Linked DNA regions of Mus musculus: region 1 is linked to region 2. Evidence: chromatin loops called from intact Hi-C (ENCODE). Cell type or tissue: left cerebral cortex. All regions are shown on one strand.

What was found. Hi-C counts contacts between places; a loop is a spot of excess contacts. Peaks named below come from ENCODE experiments on the same cell type or tissue, not always from the same donor. Only the 100,000 strongest peaks of a DNase experiment are listed, where the experiment ranks them.
Region 1: it touches region 2 in a loop (2.2-fold over the local background); 2 of 42 quality-filtered maps call a loop at or near these places.

What each region holds. Positions count from the first base shown.
Region 1 is chr11:106,800,765-106,803,264 of GRCm38, reverse strand. It overlaps Cep95 (centrosomal protein 95), which reads right to left. Exons shown (of 20, transcript NM_177088.3): 6 at 1,687-1,802. Among named protein-coding and RNA genes, the nearest start is that of Cep95, 13 kb to the right of the region's middle. In left cerebral cortex, no CTCF peak of the experiment used is centred here; a DNase peak (open chromatin) is centred at 1,030.
Region 2 is chr11:106,979,408-106,981,907 of GRCm38, reverse strand. No RefSeq gene overlaps it. Among named protein-coding and RNA genes, the nearest start is that of Gm39424, 19 kb to the left of the region's middle. In left cerebral cortex, a CTCF peak has its summit at 1,252; a DNase peak (open chromatin) is centred at 1,268.

The DNA.
Region 1 (2,500 bases), 180 kb after region 2:
AAAATGCCCTACAGGCTTGCCTACAGCCTGATCGTATGGAGGCATTTTCTCAATTGGGGTTCCCTCCTCTCCAATGACTTCAGCGTCCATCAAGTTGACATAAAATCAGCCATATAATATATAATATACAATAAAAAATTACCATAGTAGCCCTGCAGCTACCTGTTTATATTTATCTTTGTGCATAGGATACCATGGTGGCCATATGAAGCTCTGAAGATAACTTGGTAGTTTTGTCCTACTGAGTGGGTCCTTGGATTAGAACTAGGGTGGCCAGGCTTGTTGGCACGGTGCCTTTACTGGACGAGACATTTGGCTGACCCAGGCTGAAATTTTCCACTTACAGCATGTCAGTACTCAAAGTTTCAGATTTTGCAATTATACATTTTTCATGGCATTTGATATCACACAACCCAACCTAGGCTCCCTATCCACTCCCGCCTGGCTTTGGTCTGCTGCTGGAATGTAAGACTTCCCTCCAATCAGAGTGTTAATGCTGACAGAGACTACAGAGATGGCTTAGTCCAAGTGTCTCATTTCACAGTGATGAAATCAAACTCAGAAAAGGGCATTGTCCAAAGCCACAAAGCCAATAGTTATGGAATGAAGCCTCTTGATTCTTAGTTTATTGTACCTATTTCCACAAGAGCCTTTCATCGTTCCATCCAAAACCATCCTTATTGTGGCCTTGTATCTTGCCAGGTTTTGAGACTAAGATAAACCAGAGTTTTCCAGTTCATTTTACAGTCTGTCCTCACACAGGCTGAGCACCGTCAAGGTGCTCATTTCCCAGTGTGTCACCAGGACCTGGATGGGGAAGTGCCATCTGCCTACTTTTCTAGAGCTCAGAGGTTACCTAAGAGACTATAATTTTCCATGCAGTGTATGAATGCTGTTATAGAAATACAGAGAAGGCCACGGCACAGGACACTGCCTTAGAGTCTGACCCATGTGAGGAGGAGGCTGGGCACTGTGGGGCAACGTGCTGGCCGGAGAGTTCCAGCTGCGAGCCAGGGCGGAACTGCAGACAGGAGCTGAATGAGGACCCAGGGTGCACGTCGGGAGCCTGAGGCCCCTGTCTCTAAGCAACAGACTGTTGGACACGGGCCTGAAGCTGCCTCCAGGAACACAAACTTGTTAGTGCAGACCATCAACAAAGTGATTGAACTGGTTCAGAAAATCAAATACTCCAAAGGTGTGACCCAGCTCAAGGCTGTATCAATAACTGTTCATCTAGTGTGCCTAATAGACTAGGTGACAGCTCTGCATGCACTGGCCAGCCTTGGCTTTACCTGCGTATGGGGCCTTTGATTCTCACACAGTTGCAATGTCAGACAGCTGTCCATATTTAGTGGACAATAGTGATAGTCTGTGGCTTCAATGTAGATGCTTAACTGAAGCTCTAGCATCTCAACCTTAAACTGTATGAGTCTACATTTTTGTGCTTGTGTATTAAAAGACAATTGACATTTAAAATGTGTCTACTGCCGGGCGTGGTGGCTCACGCCTTTAATCCCAGCACTTGGGAGGCAGAGGCAGGTGGATTTTTGAGTTCGAGGCCACCCTGGTCTACAAAGTGAGTTCCAGGACAGCCAGGGCTATACAGAGAAACCCTGTCTCGAAAAACCAAAAAGAAACCCCCCCAAAAAAAAAAAAAATAAAATAAAATAAAATGTGTCTACTCACCATTACTTCTTTGGGAAAAGGTATGTGCAGTGTCTCCCAGCCTAATTATTTCACCTGTGGACTCAGCTTCGTCTTCATCCCAGGTGGGGCCCAAAGTGTCCGATGAGAAGGAACACCTGAAAAAGGGCTCACTCACTATGGCCTGGTTTGACTAAGGACAGCTATTTCAAACAGGGCTCACAGGTATTCGGGCTGCTTATTCCTAGCTGCATAAAGACTGGGGCTTTGGTGTAGCCCAGTTAGTTCAGTACTTGCCTACCATGCTTAAAGTCCTTGGTTTATCCCAGCACAAAAAGAGGATGGAGTTGGGGGTGAAAGGAAGATTTCCTTTTGCCATTTTTTTCTGTTTGGTTTTGACTGCTATATGCAAGGTGGAAACAGCTTCATGTATCAAGGATTAAAAAAATCAGCAAACCTGGAGGCTGGAAAGATGGCTTAGAAGTGAGCACTGTCTGCTCTTCCAGAGGTCCTGAGTTCAATTCCCAGCAACCACATGGTGGCTCATAACCATCTATAATGATATCTGGTACCCTCTTCTGGCCTGCAGACTTACAAGCAGGGAAAACACGATATACTTTACATAATAAAGAAATCTTTTTTAATAAATACATACATATAGACAGGCAGAGAGACATACAGCAAACCCTGGTGAGTCTAAGATAGGGAGAGAGTTGGTGGAGTACCAGTATCCATCCGTCCATCCTTTTTTTTTAATCTTCCTTCCTCTCTTCCTTCCTTCCTTCAAGGTTTCTCTGTGTAGCCCTCCCTGTCCTGAAACTCACTTTTTTTTGATCAGGCTGGCCTCAAAGTCAGA
Region 2 (2,500 bases):
CAGCAGGCCTCAAATGACTGCCATTTCTAACTGGGTCATTGAAACATTAGAGCAAACTTTCAGGTAATGGCTTAAGGGAAAAAAAAAAAAACAGAAAAAAAAAAAGCCTAAGATTCTAGTCTATTTAAATTGTTGGTTCTAAAGGCAGATTTTGAAATTCCCCTTCCCTCAGGGGGCATGTCACAGTGTGGAGACAGTTTTGGTTGTCACATGTGAGACAGGGCTATTTTACTGCCTCTGAACGTCCATAATGCATACAATAGGCCTCAGTAAAGACACATCCATGCTTAGGAATGTCAACAGCTTGGAGGTTACAAGCCCTGTGTTACTGTTGTTGTTACAAACTCTGTGTTACAGTTGTTGTTGTTACAAACCCTGTGTTACTGTTGTTGTTGTTGTTACAAACTCTGTGTTACTGTTGTTGTTACAAACTCTGTGTTACTGTTGTTGTTACAAACCCTGTGTTACTGTTGTTGTTGTTACAAACTCTGTGTTACTGTTGTTGTTGTTACAAACCCTGTGTTACTGTTGTTGTTGTTACAAACTCTGTGTTACTGTTGTTGTTGTTACAAACTCTGTGTTACTGTTGTTGTTGTTACAAACTCTGTGTTACTGTTGTTATTGTTACAAACTCTGTGTTACTGTTGTTGTTACAAACCCTGTGTTACTGTTGTTGTTACAAACTCTGTGTTACTGTTGTTGTTGTTACAAACTCTGTGTTACTGTTGTTGTTGTTACAAACCCTGTGTTGCTGTTGTTCACTAATGAGAGTAAATCCTCCCTCTGTAATCAGGCTTTGCCAGGACATCACAGTAATCCTCCCTCCTTAGCTTCCCAAGTGCTGGGGTTACAGGTGTGGGTCCTCACATGCGGATGAGACCCTGGCTTAAAGATTCAGGAGACAGCATGCCTTTTATCCCAGCACTTGGGAGACAGAGGCAGGTGGATTTCTAAGTTCGAGGCTAGTCTGGTCTACAAAAGTGAGTGCCAGGACAGCCAGGGCTACACAGAGAAACCCTGTCTTGAAAAACCAAAAAAAAAAAAAAAAAAAAAAAGATTCAGGAGACAGCTTCCAGGTACCCCAGGCTAAGCTGGAATCAGCCACCAGGGAAACACCCTGGGATTGGTTTATTTATTTACTTATGCATTTTATCTATTTTGAGGCAGGGTCTGATAAACCAGGTTGGCTGTGCATACTCAGCCTAAGGAAAGGTTTAAAAGCCTGGAAGGCTCCTTGCAACTAGAAAGATAACCACAGGGAGGCAGTAGAGTTTAGGGCGTTAGAACCTTGCTCTTGAATTCCATTTGCGTTGCCATCCAGGCTGGACGCCTCCAGACCGCTGTGTGGCCTTCAGCAAGTTGTTTAACTGCTCTGTGCGGCACAGCTCCCCAAGGTAGAGATGAAACTGCTATCGACTTCCTAAATGAAATTATGAGTGATGCCAGCTCTCGATTAGTTTTAGGGTTAAAAATTAAAAGCGAGTAGGGCAGGACACAACTTGGTTTTGGATTCACTCCGTAGCTGAGGATAACACTGGATTCTTGACTTTTGTGCCTCCACCTCCAAAGTACTGGAATTGCAGTGTAAATGCTGAATAGCTCCCCCAACAAATCCATTCCTATTAGATTAAGTTCACTGCAGTGCAGGTATCTCAGTGTGTGTGTGTGTGTGTGGGGGGTGTCTATGTCCAAAGGCTTTTGAGGGGAGGTTTCTCAGGAATTTGGTCCAGAGCACAGAAGTCACTGTTCCCATGGGGCCCAAGTTGCCTTTCTCCAGATTGTAAGCTGGCCTTGAACTCACAGAGATCCTCCCATCTCTGCCCCTGGATGGTGGAATTCAGGTGTGTACCACCACTCTTGGCAAATAGATGAAACTTATATTTATTTAATGTACTGTACAATGTTGAGGGTTTACCTGCATGTATGTGTGCATGTACGTATGTATGTATGCATGTGTGTATGTGGCTATGTACATATACTGTACCCAGTGTCTACAGAGGCCAGAAGAGGGAGGGCACTGGATCTCTCTTGAACTGAACTCACAGATGCTTGTGAACCACCATAGTGTGCTGGCTTTGCTCAGTTTGCCCGCAGGAGTCCCTGTGGGGTTTCCTTTTAAAGAGTTATCTTGAAAATCATGTCTGTGTCTGTGTGTAAGTATGTACACGTGTGTTCAGGGACCTGAGGAGGCCAGAGGCACCAGATCAGATGGAGTTACAGTGCCCCATGCGGCTGTAGGGAACCTGACTCAGGTCTGCAGGGAGAACGCTAAGTACCTCAACCAAGGCATCTCTCCAACTGCTATCTTTTTGCTTCATATAGGTAAGTGCATCTCTTGTCTAACAGCATGAATAACCTCAATTTTAAGGAGCCGTGTGCTTTCTGTGGTTCGGGACCTACTTATAGCCTGCAGAAGTGGCCATGCACTGCAATTTTCCAGACACATTTGCCCTTTGTAGTCCTGTTCCCAGCAGGTGCCAAGGTGGCAGAAAGAGATGTC